2 separate regions of the Mus musculus genome follow, and region 1 is linked to region 2. Evidence: chromatin loops called from intact Hi-C (ENCODE). Cell type or tissue: left cerebral cortex. All regions are shown on one strand. Region 1 overlaps Setd2 (SET domain containing 2). Region 2 overlaps Setd2 (SET domain containing 2).

What was found. A loop is a pair of places that touch in the nucleus more often than their neighbours do. Peaks named below come from ENCODE experiments on the same cell type or tissue, not always from the same donor. Only the 100,000 strongest peaks of a DNase experiment are listed, where the experiment ranks them.
Region 1: a loop joins it to region 2, with 2.1 times the contacts of the local background. A loop is called at or near these places in 6 of 42 quality-filtered maps.

What each region holds. Positions count from the first base shown.
Region 1 is chr9:110,600,622-110,608,621 of GRCm38, reverse strand. It overlaps Setd2 (SET domain containing 2), which reads right to left. Exons shown (of 21, transcript NM_001081340.2): 17 at 6,360-6,499; 18 at 4,391-4,502. Among named protein-coding and RNA genes, the nearest start is that of Nradd, 20 kb to the left of the region's middle. In left cerebral cortex, no CTCF peak of the experiment used is centred here; a DNase peak (open chromatin) is centred at 3,271.
Region 2 is chr9:110,550,902-110,558,901 of GRCm38, reverse strand. It overlaps Setd2 (SET domain containing 2), which reads right to left. Exons shown (of 21, transcript NM_001081340.2): 3 at 7,408-8,000; 4 at 5,668-5,799; 5 at 2,486-2,614. Among named protein-coding and RNA genes, the nearest start is that of Setd2, 22 kb to the right of the region's middle. In left cerebral cortex, a CTCF peak has its summit at 3,459 (motif pointing right); no DNase peak of the experiment used is centred here.

The sequences.
Region 1 (8,000 bases), 50 kb before region 2:
AGTACTTGCAATTTTGGTTTTTATGATTTTATAAACCTGTTTCAAATGTTCAGACCTTAATTGTATAGGTAAAAAAATCACTATTCCTGTGACATCTCTGCTATATATTCTTTTAAATAAAAAGATTTATTTATTTATTTGATCAGTACACTGTAGCTGTCTTCAGACACACCAGAAGAAGGCATCAGATCCCATTACAGATGGTTGTGAGCCACCATGTGGTTGTTGGGAATTGAACTCAGAACCTCTGAAAGAGCAGTCAGTGCTCTTACCCACCGAGCCGTCTCCCCAGCCCCTCTGCTATTCTTAAGAGAAGATTACTGAGCACCTCAAAGTACCGGACACAAACTTCTACTACAGCAGTGCTCTAAGCTCAACTTTAAGATGAGAAAGACCCAGTTTCAGCTGTCTTTCAACCTCTTTGTATCACACAAGGTTTGTGAATTGACCAAAACTTGTTACAATGATGAAAGGTATGGATGGCTCTAAAGAGCTTATAATCAAGACACCAAGGGAAAATAAATGGAACTTAAGGTATGAAGACTTTCCTCTGAGTGCCTTTCTCCTGTCTACACATATGCTAGGTAGATGAACACAACTCTAACTTGCTGAGAGAGATACACTGACGTAGGTTCTAGCTATCCCAACTAGACGAAGGCCTGTTCAGAGGTCACAATCTGAAAAGGATCCCAAGCCTGACCACCCGACCCTTTGCCCTTGGAAAGACCACAGAGCACTTGCCTTCTCAGCCACCATGTCTGAACAAAGTGGTTAACAGAGCCCAGAAAGCTTTGGTCTAGAGTTTACACTAGAAACACAAGAAAACATAAAACTGATGGGTCAGAGACTATAACTAAGACAGCTGGGTGTGGTGGCACACATCTTTAATCTCAGCACCCAAGCAGGCAGAAGCAAGCAACATGTCTGTGGATTTGAGGCCAGTCTGCTTTACACACTAAATTCTAAGACAGTCCTGTCTTAAACAAAACAAAAGCAAATTTTTATAACAAGCATACTTCAAACTTGAAAACCCACTGGATGAATTTAGCTTATTATAAATAGCAGCATCAGTAATCTTTAAAGAGAAGACAACAGGAACTACACAAACTGAAAACAAAAAGGAAATTGAGAGATACAGTGGCCTGTGACAAATCCAGCCGACTAGAGACATGTATACAAGTGAGACTTGCAGAGAAAAGCACAACTTGGTACGTACCAAGGCAGACTAGAAAAAATAATGCAGGTTTGATGAACAGTATCAATACAGGTTCATAATAGTGCATCAATCACAAGAAAGCTGAAGTATATAGCAATAAAGTTGTTGAAAATCAAACAGAAAAGAAATAATATATAAGGAAGAACAAAGAAATGCATCTTTCTCATCAGAACAATTATAAGCAGGGTGTGGTGACACACACCTGTTATCAGAATTCAGGGAACAAAAGGCAGCAGGACCACATCAAGTTCAAGATCAGGCTACAGGGAAAGACCCTGTCTGAACAAACAAAGCAAAAAAGAATAATATCTTTATAAACTGACAAGTAGGCCAGGCACATGTCTTTAATTCCAAAACTCAGGAGGCAGAGGCAGATGGACTCTGTGAGTTTGAGGTCATCCTGGTCTACACAGGGAGTACCAAGACAGACAGTGCTATGTACAAAGATCCTGTCAAAAAAAAAATGTAGGGAAACATGTCAATTTAGAATTCTATATCCAGGTATGCAGGGACTAGGGAAACAGCTCACTGGTTAAAAGCATTGGCTGCTCCTGCAGAGGAACTGGGTTTGATTCCCAGCACCTTCATGGCAGCTCGCAGTCATGTGTGATTCCAGTTCCTGGGAGGTCTGACACCTTCTTTTGGCCTTGTAGTAAACAAGCTTACAGGCAGGTAAAACTTCTATATGATAGGATAAAATAGAATAGAATTCTAGAGTCTGGATGTTTCCTATAAAGCTAAAACATATTCCTACCATGTAATTCAGTAATTATGTTTCTTGGTGTTTACCTAAAGAAACTGAACCTGGAAGCAAAGTGAGATGCCCATCAGCAGTAACTGGCTAAATAGTGGTACAATCACACAATGGAGTAGTATTCAAGACAGGGTTCCCCTGTATAGCCCTGGCTGTCCTGAAACTCACTCTGTAGTCCAGGCTGGCCTCAAACTCAGAAATTCGCCTGCCTCTGCCTCCCAAGTGCTGGGATTAAAGGTGTGTGCCACCACGCCCGGCTTACTTGGGCTTTTTAAAAAAACGGTTTCTTTGTATAGTCCTGATTGTCCTGGAACTCACTCTGTAGACCTGGCTGGCCGCAAATTCACGAGATCCATCTATTTCTGCCTCCCCAGGGCATGCAGCACCACACCTGGCCTACTCATTATTTTTTAAAGGGATAAGAGTTTTTTTTTTTTCCAGACAAAACAAGCTCAAAAACTTCATCACCAGTAGATCTGAAATACTAAAGAAAATTCTTCAAGATGAAAGAAAATGTTTCCAACGGAGTGGTGGTAGCACTCAAATACCCAGCCTGGTCTACGGATTGAGTTCCAGACAGCCAGGACTATACAGAGAAACCATGTCTCAAAAATCAAACAAATAAACAATAGATCACAAATGGAAACAAAATTCTACACCAAAGAATGAATTATTGGAAATGCTGAAGAGTGGATAAAACAGGATGTTGCCAGGCAGTGGACCTTGCCTTTACTCCCAGCACTCGGGAGGCAGAGGCAGGCGGATTTCTGAGTTCCAGGACAGCAGCCAGGGCTATAGAGAGAAACTCTGTCTCGAAAAAAAACAAAAACAAAAAAAAGAAAAGAAAAGAAAAGAAAAAGGAAAAAGAAAAAGAAAAAGAAGAAGAAAAAGAAAATCCGCAGGTTTTAAAACACATAGAATGACTTCTGATTTAAGTAACATCCTTGGAGATAATTTAGTCTTACTGATAAATAAGGATAATTCCTTATAAACAAGCAAGTACTTTGTTTTGTAAACCACCTCTAACCTCAGTTACTGTATCATCAGAGGAAGAAATGAAGAGTAAAATTATTCCTGGTTTTTTTCTAGCATTTCCATAGTATCTTCTGCCTTATAGCTTAAATAAACAAGAAAGTTTTATTCTCTTTGAGAATGACAAGGTCCAGCTTTTATTATTATTTTAGTTTGTGTGGGCGCACACGCCGCAGTGAGCACATGGCAGGCAGAGACAGCTGTGGTTGTCATCCTCTCCTTCCAGCATGGGCTCCAGGGCTAGCAGCCATCTGCCCCGCAAGTAAGCGCGTGCGTAACCTGCGGAGCCACCCACCAGCACTTGTTGCTTATTTGTTGTTTTCATTCAGACAGGATCTTGCTGTAAAGTTAAGGCTGGCCTCACATTTGCAATCCTCCTACTTAATAATGACAGGTATGAACCAACACCACTTCTGGCTCCTTAGGTGACATTCATGACTGACCTGTGTTTATGATATGTGTTTGAATATGGGCATACCACATATGCAATGGCTTTGATTTTTCTTTTCTTGAGGCAGGGTCTCTCTTATCACTTCTTGCCAGTAAGTATGCTGTGTACTCTAGCCTCGCTGGCCCAGGAGCTTCCAGACGACTCTCTTGTTTCTGGTCTCCCCGTCATACTGTACTGTAGGAGTGCTGAGGGACCTGAACTTAGGTCACCAGGCTGTGCAGCAAGTGCTTTATCCACTTTGACATCTCCATGACGCCTTTTTAAATTCATTCCAGATCTAACCAATCTCAAAACTACAATGTCCACCATAGTATTCAATTTAAAGAGTCAAAACAAAGAGAATGCTGGCACATGCTTGCAATCCCAACACAAGATAGAAGATAGCCTGGGCTAGATAGTTTATGCTTCAAAACACAAAGTACAAGTAAAAAGAAACCATATATACAATTTACTATCAAGAAGAAAAAAGTTAATACACTAAAAAGTTATAAACGAGTACTGGAGTATAACTGCCATGGGGGCCTCTCAATTTCTCCTAAATATATTCCTTGAGTGCATACCAAGTCAGGGTGCATCTGACCCTTCAATGTCTAAAAATGGTCTTTGACTTCAGTCTCTCCTCTGATACAGCAGAACTTTGACATTTCTTAAAATTTCACACACACTGGTATGTTTCCTGCATATATGTCTGTGTAAAGGTATCAGATCACCTGAAATTGGAGTTATAGGCAGTTGTAACCTGTCACGTAGGACTAGAAATTGAACCTGGGTCCTCTGGTGCCAGTGCTTGTAACTGCTAAGCCATCTCTCCAGCTCTGAACTTTGACATATTTTTCCAAAGAAAGAAAACAAAAAACCCAGAACAATATGGTTACTAACCTCACTGAATGAAAGGACACAGATGCTCAAATGATGAGGACACAAAAGCTACACTCACCTTCATGGGGTTTTCATCATAGGTTGGGGTTCCCAGGTCCATTTCAGCTTCATGCTCAAGGCTGGCATCATCTCCTGGGCTTTCCCAAGTAGGAGGATCCCACTGAGTCTGTCTAGAAGAAGGTAAGAACAGCCAAGGGGTCATGGGTAAAAGTAACAGACAGCCCTGGCACAGAGCTTAGAAAACGTAATATACAACAGGACACAGATAAGTCAGAAGTGTCAGATTGAGATATATTCTGATAGCTTCTCCTCAGCAATGGCTCTAGCCTAGAGATATATTCAGACACTCCAAAAGAGGGAGTCAGATCTCATTACAGATGGTTGTGAGCCACTATGTGGTTGCTGGGAATTGAACTCAGGACCTCTGGAAGAGCAGTCAGTACTCTTAACCACTGAGCCATCTCTCCAGCCCATCTCTGCTTTTCAAATGGCGCAAATATGCCCTGGGTTTAAAAAGTACACAGAGCCAGGCAGTGGTGGTGCATGCCTTTAATCCCAGCACTCAGGAGGCAGAGACAGGCCAGCCTGGTTTACAGAGTGAGTTCCAGGACATCCAGGGCTACACAGAGAAACCCTGTCTCGAAAAAAAAAAAAGAAAAGTACCCAGAGCAGACAAAAAAACCCAGTAACCACTATACCTATTGTGTACCTGAAGCAAAATAAAAAATAAATAAATAAATAAAGACTATTAAAGACAGAGGCTCCCTATATAGCCTGGGCTGTACTGAAACTCTCTATGAAGACAACCCGCCTTCACTTCCTTTCCAAGTGCTGGGATTAAAGGCATGTACCACCACACCTGGCTTTTTTTTTTTTTTTTTTTTTAAAGCTAGACTTGTAGTCAGGTATTCTCAGCCAAGACTCTGAAGCCAGCTATCATAGAGAATCATAGTTAAAATAGTAAAACTCAAGCTGTGAGGATAGCTTGGTGGATAAAATCACTTTCAAACCAGTCCAACCACCTGACTTCAGTCCTTGCAACTCACATTTAAAAAAAAAAGAAACAAAAACCCAACCAACCCACCAAGCCACCAACCAAACAAAAAACCAAAACCAAACAGGTGCAGGGCTACAGAGATGGCTTTTCGACTAAGTGCACTCATTGCTCTTCCAGAGGCTCCAGGTTCAATTCCCAGCACCCACATGGCAACTCACAGCTGTTTGTAACTCCAGTTCCAGGAGATCTGACACCGTCACACAGATATACACACAGACAAAACACCAATGCACACAAAATAATATTAAAAAATAAACTTTTCCAAGTTGTCCTCTGACATCTACGTGTATGACATAGTACACTGGGCATGCATACATTCACTCTAAATAAATGCAATGGAGTAGATATACCAAAGCATACTTTAAAAGGGCATAATCTAAGGTCTGGCATGCACTTTCAGATGTGACTCTGAAGCTGGGCATGGCAGTGCACACTTCTAGTCCCAGCACTTGAGAGACAGACAGAGAGGATGATCAGGCATTCAAAGCCAATCTGGGCTACATGGATCTATTTCAAAATGAAACAAAGGGCACACACAGGGAGATGGCTCAGTTGGCAAAGTATTCAGGGCATAAGCAAGAGAAGCTGAGTTTAATCCCATGAAACCTCATAAAAAACCGGTCTGTGACATGCTTGTAATACCAGCACTGGGAAAAATAAAAGGTAGATATGAGTGAGTATCTGGAGCCTGATGACTCCCAAGAGAGCTCAATCAGCAAGCCTCAACTGCAAACAGAACACAGTGGATGATTCCTGAGGAAAACCACCACAGGCTGACCTTGAGTAGCTGTGCTTTATAAACCCCTCAAACTCATGTGACCTGGCACCCCTACTTCCTTACCCACATGGGATTTTAGAAATTCAGCAGTCCAACTTTAGATCAGTGAGAAGCCAATAAATATCAAACGTCAGCTGGCAGCATAGCTGCCCAAGTAACAGCAGACGCGGCATGCCCCGCGAGACCCCTTACCTTGTGATCACGTGGTAGTAGTAGATCTTCCCCTCAGGGTCTCGGGCTGTCTTCCAGTTGGGAGGTAAAACAATCGTTTTTGGTTTTGGAGGGGAGGGTGGTGGCAGGTCCAGTAGATTATTTGTTACAACCATTTCAGGCTAAAAAATATATAAATACATTTTTGATCAGTGATATTCCTTTCAATACGTAACAGGGCAAAGTGCCTACTTAAGCAATAAAACATCTAATTTTCCTCAAAAAAGGTAAAGGAAAGGTATGCTATGGGAAATAGTTAACAAGATAATACATATGGGGCTGGTGAGATGGCTCAGTGGGTAAGAGCACCCGACTGCTCTTCCGAAGGTCCAGAGTTCAAATCCCAGCAACCACATGGTGGCTCACAACCATCCGTAACGAGATCTGACTCCCTCTTCTGGAGTGTCTGAAGACAGCTACAATGTACTTCCATATAATAAATAAATAAATCTTTAAAAAAAAAAAAGAAAAGATAATACATATGAAGATCCTTAGGGAACTCCCTAAGCCATAAAAATATCTAACAACCGGTCATTTAGATCAACATCTACCAGCTTCAATACAAACAAACCAACTAGCATTGACAAAAAAAAGTCACTGCTAACAGCATACAAAACTCCGTATTAGAGCACAGTGGCTAAGAGCACTTGCTTTTCTTGTAGAAAAACCGGGTTTGATGCCCAGTCCCCGGGGGATCTGATGCCGCCTTGTAATCTCTGTGGTACTAGACACAGACATACATAAACAGACCTGGACGGCAGAATGGTAACATTCAACCTACTCTACTTTTCAGAAATAATTTTCAGCTATTGTTTTTTTCTTAACTACACCTTAACCACCAAGTCGTCTCTCCAGCAATGCTACACTTTCAAAAACCCAATAATCACTATGAATGACCAAAGTGTTTCCCTAAAATTCATGTGTTGAAGCCCTAATGCCAATGTGACCTTACTGGGGGACAGAGAGAGCCTTTGAGAGGTTAATTAAGAATCAATGAGGTCAAAAGCACCCATGAAAAAAAAACAAGATGAGAGAGGAAGCTTACAGAAGAGTGTGTGTGCTGCGGACAACAAAGCTGGAGGGAGCTGGACACCTTGAAGAGTGCACTGACACCAGGCATGGTGATGGAGGGTTTGGAATCTGCCTGGCTGCTTTTAGGCTTGGGTCCAGTACTTCTCACTAGGCTGATGTATATTCTGTACAATTGTATGCTGAAAGTATGTGATCTGCTTTTTCCTTTGGCTTTTATAGGGGACTACGGTTAAGATGTTGCCTGGAGTCTCAGAGATTTTGAACTTTTAAACAGTATTGAGAGGACTTTGGAAGTTAGACTGAGTGCATTTTTTTTTTCCGAGACAGGGTTTCTCTGTATAGCCCTGGCTGCCCTGGAACTCACTTTGTAGACCAGGCTGGCCTCAAACTCAGAAATCTGCCTGCCTCTGCCTCCCAAGTGCTGGGATTAAAGGGGTGCACCACCATGCCCAGCTCTGAGTGCATTTTTGTACTGTGATATGACAACAAGACTATGAGGATCAGAGAGTGGAATGGTTCCCATAAATTCATATATTCGAATGCTTAGTCACCAGGGAGTGACACTGTGTGGAAGGAATAGGTATGGCCTTA
Region 2 (8,000 bases):
GTGGGCTTTGAGGTTTCAAAAGCCCATGCAAGGGCTGGAGAGATGGCTCAGTGGTTAAGAGCACTGACTGCTCTTCCGAAGGTCCGGAGTTCAAATCCCACAACCACATGGTGGCTCACAACCATCCGTAATGAGATCTGACACCCTCTTCTAGTGCATCTGAAGACAGCTACAATGCACTTAGATATAATAATAAATAAATCTTTAAAAAAAAAAAAAAAGCCCATTCAAGTCTCAGGTTCTCTCTTTCCTGCTTCCTTCAGATCAAAAACCCCTCACTGCACTGCTACTCCTCCAGAGCCATGGCTGCTTGTATGCTGCAATGCTCTCCACTATTAGCCTCTGAAATTGTAAGCAAGCACCCAAAACATACTTTCTATTATATGAGTTTCGTCGGCAATGGTTCTCTTCACAGCAATAGAACAGAGACTAAAGTACTTTCTCTGTGCATCTCTGGCTGTCCTAGAAATGATCTGCCTGACTCTGCCTCCAGATTGCAGAGTCTGACATGTTTAAACAATCCAAAGCACTGGCTTTGCTGTGCCCGTAGAGCTTCAAATTTAGATTCAATGATAATGTACCACTATAGGGGGAATAAATGAACATCCTAAAAACTGCACTTTTTTTGTGCTTTCTCTGTAGCATTCCTAAATGTGATTAATCTCTCTTTTGCTTCTGTCAGTTATCTTAATATACTTTATTGTTCTCTCCTTGGTTATTTACCCATCCTTTATGAAGTTATTGAATCTCAAGTCTCTTCACATTCCTTTATTCTCTGAAATTTTATTACCACTGACAACTTCAACTATTAGCTTTATATACACACAAGCGCTTTATTATGCATTGTTCCTAAGTTGTAAACTGAAACGACCCGCTAGGAAGTTTTAAGCTCCAATGAAACAATTTTAAAAATGTGCTCAACCTTACTGAACCTGAGCTCAATCCCTAGAATACACATGGTAGAAAGAACCGATTCTCACAAGTTTCTTGTCCTCTGACCACCACCACCACCGACACAAATAAAAACAAAACATAAACCATTAAGTTTTGTTCATAAGATATTGATATAATCAAAGTGCTTATTAAAAATTACCCTACCAACTGAAAATAATTCTCTTTTAAAAAAAAATTTAGGCTGTTGGAGGTGGTGCACCTTTGATCCCAGTACTCGGGAGGCAGAAGCAGAGGGATTTCTGTACGTTTGAGGCCAGCCTGGTCTACAGAGTGAGTTCCAGAATAGCCAGGGCTACACAGAGAAACACCATCTTTCATCACTGTCTATATCAGCTGAGTGAGGTGGCATATACATTTAATGTCAGCAGTTGGGACAGAGACACTCAGATCCCAGTGAGTCTAAGGCCAGCATGGTCTACTGTGAGTTCCCAGCCAGCCAGGGCTACACAGTGAGACTCTGTATCTCATGAACAACAAAACTCAAAAGTACCCACAGAAAGATATAGTATATAAATGTATTTTTGTAACAAATTAGAGCTCAGTAATAACAACCTAGTCACTCATGGCTAAACCTAAAAGTTAAACCACTATCTTTATAATCAATATTTAAGAAGCTAAAGGGATGGCTCAGCAATTAAGAACACTGCCTATTCTTCCAGAGGACCTAGGTTCAACTCCCAGCAACCAACAGAGCAGCTCACAACCACCTGTAATTCCAATTCCATAGGATCCAATGGATCTTAGGCCCTAGGCACACAAGTGGTGCAGACATACATTGAGATTAAACACCTATACATATAAAGTAAAAAATAAATCCTAAGATGTTTCTTTCTGAGCAAAGAGTTGTATCAAGTTTGCAAGTAATGCATAATGACAAAATTCCAAGTCTTACACAGACTATCTTATAAATTTCAGTAAATGCTAAAATACATGAGATTGGATCTTTCCCTCTCTTACCAAAAACCAAACTCTCCTCCCTGATCACTGAAGCTGTGTAACATGAGTTTTATGAAAGACAGACAGAGTTTAAAGAAATTCGGTCATCTGCCCCAAGTCAGAGCCCAGCAGAATGAACACTTGGCCTCTCAAAGGGGCTGTAATATACCCAACAGTCTAACGACAGTGCACTCAGGACACACTTTTAATTGAAACAAGTTTAAATACCAGAATCTAACCAACCACTAAAAGATCAAGGAGTGGAAATTTATAGAATATAGCAATACTCAGGGATTAACAGTGTAGACTCGAAGATTCAGCCAAATGAAAGGCCTCAAAAATCATTCATCATAACTTAAAGACTGTTTAAAAAAAAAAAAACAAAAAGAAAAAACAAAATAAAAAAAACTTCCAAAAACCCAAAATGGAACTTTTTCTTCATTTTCTAAAAATCAATTTAACAAACTAGTTGCCAAGCAGTCATTCTACACAATGAGCATTATTAAACATCACTGAAATAAATCATTTAACCAAATGCCTAACCAAATCCAACAACACAGAAACCTGACATGAAAGGGATAGAAACCAAACTTACGAAGGAAGATCCTTAGCAGCCCTTAAGCCCCAGCCTTTCTTTTCTGTAAGTATGACTTCTACATCTGCATGCTGTTTTCTCTGAAACCGTCTGTTTGAACAGTAATCTCCATTTGGACATCGAGAGGAACTGAAATGAGAAATGGGTAAAAGATAATTCTTTAAATACCATAAAGAACTGTAGCAGCTTCAACAGAATGTGTTCTGTGACAACAACCTCAGCTATACACACAGTTCAGCTGTGGCTAACCAATGCCCTTCCTCCGTGTTACCACTTAAAAGCATTCCCTAGAATTCAGTGACTACGTTGCTCCTGTGGGAGCACAGTCATCTCATCATCAAGAGGAACATTTGTCTGCCACTTCCTGGTGTCTGGAATACAATTCTCATCTGTACAGAATCTTTGAGTGCATGAACAATTATTGGATTTGCTTATCAAAGCTGTACCAATAAACCTTATTAAGCTTTTATGTTACCATGCATGTTTTCTGATCATACAGCTATTTAACATTCTTTAAATTACATTTATCTTGCATGTTTGTGCAGCTCACAGGAGTCAGACCTCCCTCCTTTATGTAAGACACAGATCATCAGGCTTCAAGGACCTTTACCCACTGAGCCATCTTGCAAGCCTAGTTATTAATTTTTCCAACAACAGCTTTTTTTTCCAGGTTAAAAATCAGGCTTAAGAGATAGCCCAGTTGTTCTCCCAGAGAATTTGGGTTCAAATCTCAGCATACATATGCCAGCTAACAACTTAATCTTATTTTGCTTATGTTAACTTTAAGTGCACATCCTCTTTATATTCCATTCAAATCATCAATTTGGTCTTTTAAATGCAACTACACACATATATATACACACACAAACACAAATTTAAAAACAGAAATAAAAGTCAATTTTCCTATTCTTCTGAGATATGTGTATTTTTTTTAAAGATTTATTTATTTATTATATGTAAGTACACTGTAGCTGTCTTCAGACACTCCAGAAGAGGGCATCAGATTTCGTTCAGATGGTTGTGAGCCACCATGTGGTTGCTGGGATTTGAACTCGGGACCTTCGGAAGAGCAGTCGGAGCTCTTAACCACTGTGCCATCTAGCCAGCCCGAGATATGTGTATCTTATTTGTGTGAAACTTTAACAGGAACAAAAATAAAAGCTCCATGTTTTGCTGTGAAAACCAACTTCATTAATATTAAAAATAAGGAGCCTTAGAATAAAGTGGTAGCTCGTTCCTTTAATCCCAGCATTGAGGCTGTAGAGAAGCAATCTCATAGAGCTTGAAGCCAATCTGGACTACATAGTAAATTGTTGGCCAGACTAGTCTACAAAGCCAGAACTGTCTCATCAAAAAAGGTTCTATTCACTATAGAGCCTTGGCTGTCCTGAAACTCTATGGCTGGCCTCAAACTCACAGAAATTTCCCTGCCTCTTCCTCTGAGTGCTGGAATAAGAAGTGTACACCACCATGTCTAGACTAATACTTTTTTCTAGGATAAAATAATCAGGTTGGAGAGACATGGGCCAGCTGTTCTTTCAGAAAATTTAGGTTTGAATCTCAGCATACATATGGCAGCTAACAACAATCTGCAACTCTGGCTCCAGGGCATCAGACTACTCTTTTGGTTTCCACAGGCACCAGACACGCACTTAGTATACAGACTTACATGCAGGCTAAATCACGCACATGCATCAAGAACAAAAACACTGAGAAAAAAGAATTTCTCATTAATCAGATTGGTTAAAAATAACTATCAAACATTTTTAGCCAGGCCTGGTGGTACACTCAATCCTAACACTGAGAGGCAGATGGATAGCTCTATGAGTTCTAGGCCTGGCTGATCTACAGAGCAAGTTGCAGACCAGCCAAGGCTATATATACCCTGTCTTAAACAACAAAAAGGAAACATTTTTAATGCAGAGATATTTAGCATTTTATGAATTATACCAATCAAGTATGTAGCACCAGAAAATTAATTACTAGGGGTCAACTATTAACAGAAGACATAATGCACTTAGGACAAAAAATTAGGCAGATTTGTATATGCAGTTCTGATTAGGTCTGATTATACAAAAGTATACATAATATGCTTTTATTTCTATGTATTTAACAAAAACAAAACCAAAAAACCAACCACCCAGCAATAGTGGTACATGCCTCTGAGTTCAAGACCACCCTGGTCTACATAGTGAATTCTAAGTACAGCCAGAGAGAGATACATGGAAAAATCCTGTCTCAGGTGAGAGTGGGGGAAACCAAAGAGTAAAAAATTAAGTAAATCATTAAAGACAACCATAAACTATCTCTGAAGAAAGATCAGTGTTTAAAAAGAAATATATGCCTATGTTGTATATATTAATACTTTTTCTGGGGAAACTTCAAAGGGGAAAGATTGGCTTTTTGAGTCAGGGTTTCTCTGTGTAGCCCTCCCTGGCTGTCCACCTGCCTCTGCCTCCTGAGTGCTGGTATTCATTCACCTTCTGAATTTTCAAGTTTTACTGTTTTATTTCATCATCAAAGTTTAAAATTACCACAATTTATTTCTCAGGGCACAAGCATCACTGAATTAAAAGTAGTTGCAGAGGGCTAGAGAGATGGCTCAGTGGTTGAGAGAACTGTTGCTCTTCCAGAGGTCCTGAGTTTGGTTCCCAGCGGCCACATGGTGGCTCACAACCATCTCTGATGGAGTCTGAAGTGCTCTTCTGGTGTGTGTCTGGGGACAGCTACAGTGTACCCATATAAATAAAAATAAATAAATCTTAAAAAAAAAGTATTTGCAGAGGCTGCCTATGGTGGTTAACAAGCCTTAACCCCAGCACTTGGGAGGCAGAGGCAAACAGATTCAGGCACATATGTTTGAGGCCAGCCTGGTCTATATGGCGAGTTCTAGGACAGCCAGGGCTATATAATAGATCCTATTTCAAAGAAAGCCAGCAGTTTTATTAGCAATAGAACTGTTTTATAGAGCACTTATGTGCCAAATGCTTAATCTAATGAGCAATATAGCAGAAATTCGTCTTAATATCTATTTTCTATTAAACACTGGAAATCTTATTGCTCATAAGTATTCATTTAACATAGTAAAAAGGTAAAGATTTTATCCTTCACTAATTATTTTTCATATTTCAAGACACACACTACACGAGATACGGAGGAGTGGAGCAGACCATCTTGCTTACCATTCAATCATGAGGAGACGATTAAGGCAATCTTCTCCACATGCTACTTCACCTTGAGCTCTTTCATCCTTAGAAAGAGGTGTACACTCACACTGCATTCGCTTAATATCCCGGTGGGATTTGTTCTTCTTCCTATTGGGTACAATTACATACAATTTAGTTACGTAAGTCTATTAAAGATCAAATAACTACTGAAGCTCAATTTCATATTTAAGTCAACCACTCAAAAGACAACACTAAGGTGGAAACTGAGTTCAAGGCTAGCCTGGCAAGACTCTATTCTCTATCCTCTTACCCTCATCCACCCCCAAGAGAGAAGACGATAAGAGAAAGAAATGATGATCTTCTAATCATTGGCATTAGTTAGATAAAAGTCCAGTGTGGTGCTGTACGCCTGTATGTAACCAAAGCTACTTAGAAGCCCGAGGGAAGGACCCAAGTTCAAAGCCTGCCTAAAACAGGCAAGTCCAGCAAGGCCTGGGGGATAGATCTAGCCGAGTTAGTAGAGCACTTGCTGATAGCATACAAATAGGCCCTAGGCTCAATTCTTCACAGAAAGACCGACAGGGAGGGAGGGAGTGAGTTCCAGGCCAGCCTGGTCTACAGAGTGAGTTCCAGGACAGCCAGGGCTATACAGAAACCCGGTCTCGAAAAACCAAAAAAAACAAAACAAAACAAAACAAAAAAACCAAAACAAAAACCACAACACTGGCTATTTCTCAGAGGACCAGGGTTCAATTCCCAGCACCCACATAGCAGCTCACAACTCTCTGCAACTCCAGTTTCAGGGAATTTGACACCCTAACAGACAGACAGACATATAGGCAAAACACCAATGACCAACGCACATAAAATAAATATGTACATAAACTGTACTCTAATTATGGCTTTATAGTACATAAAGGTGCTTGGTGTGCACTAATTTTAAAGAAAAATGTATCGGGTTAGGTGTGGTATCAGAGGCCTTTAATCCTGCACGCTGTAAGCAGAGGAAGAAGCAGCTCTGAGTGTGAGCCAGCCTGGTCTACAGTATGATCTCCAGGACAGCGGACAATACAAAGGAACTGTCTGGAAAAACAAAACAAAGAAGAAAAGGGAAAACAGTTTCTAACAGTCATTTGCCCTTTTTAAAAAAAAGTTATTTAATGTTATGAGTGAGTGTTTTGCCTGTGCTATGCCTGTGTACTGTGTGTGCAGCGTCTGAGGAGACCAGAAGGAAACATGGGATTCCCTAGAACTGGAGTAACAGCTGAGAGTGACCATGAGGGTGGCTGGACTTGAACCTGGGTCCTCTGGAAAAGAAGTGGTTTTTCCACTGAAACATCACCTGTCTGCTCACTGAACTTCTCTTTCATTTTTGTCAGAATTTCAAATGAAAATGGAATTAAGAAAACGTAGGCTAGCTTATACTTTTTAAAATGACATGAAAAAAGAATGAATCTAAAGGAGAAATCAGGTCAGCTTAAATTATACTTTTTAAAACTAAAGGAATTATAAAAACAAAAAAAACTAGACATCATTTTTCTTAGATGAAAAATGGGAGGAGATCTACTAGTAAATATAAATAAAAATGACATTTTATAGATTCTGTTATCGAAATTTTATCACTCAACTCTTATTTCAGTCTAAACTGCTGGAAAGCTACTTTTAATTAGTGATTTTTTTCTTTTTTTCTTTTTCTTTTTATTTTTTTTAACAAAAAAGCAGCAGAAATTTATTTAAAAACTATGTCAGGCTCACCTTTCTGTTAAATAAACATTTTCTTCAATAAGATCAAAGTAACATGGCATCTTCCCCAGCTTGGCAAATTCTTTCCACCGCTGTGGGTCCCTGAAGTCATCCATAGCACACGAAGGCCCCATCAGTTCTGAGTGCTGGGGCACAGATGATTCTCCCTGCTCCATCTCCACTCTAACTTTCTTTCTAGCCTGTAGTTCACCATCACTTTCAGAATCACTCTCCAACTCTTGCCTTCGTTTTTTAGGAGGCCCTCTCTCTTTTATATCATTTTTTTCAAAGTTTTTCGAAAAATCTTTCCTTTCGTTCATAACTAAAGCGTCTTTAATTGAATTGCTGCTTATTTCCGGTGCTTGCACTGATCCCTTGTCCTTCTGATGGAAGAAAAATTTATTGGACGGGCTTGAAAAATGTGATCCACTTCGTTGATCCCAATGTTCCTCTTCTTCACGATCGTCTGTTAGAGAATCTGGTACTTGCCCTTGGATTCGATCATAAGCAAGCCCAGTTCCTGGAGGTCTACCTGCTGATCTTGGATCCCAATAGCCATTGCCTTGCCAGTAATTATGGGTCCCACCATAGTGTTCAGTACTTTG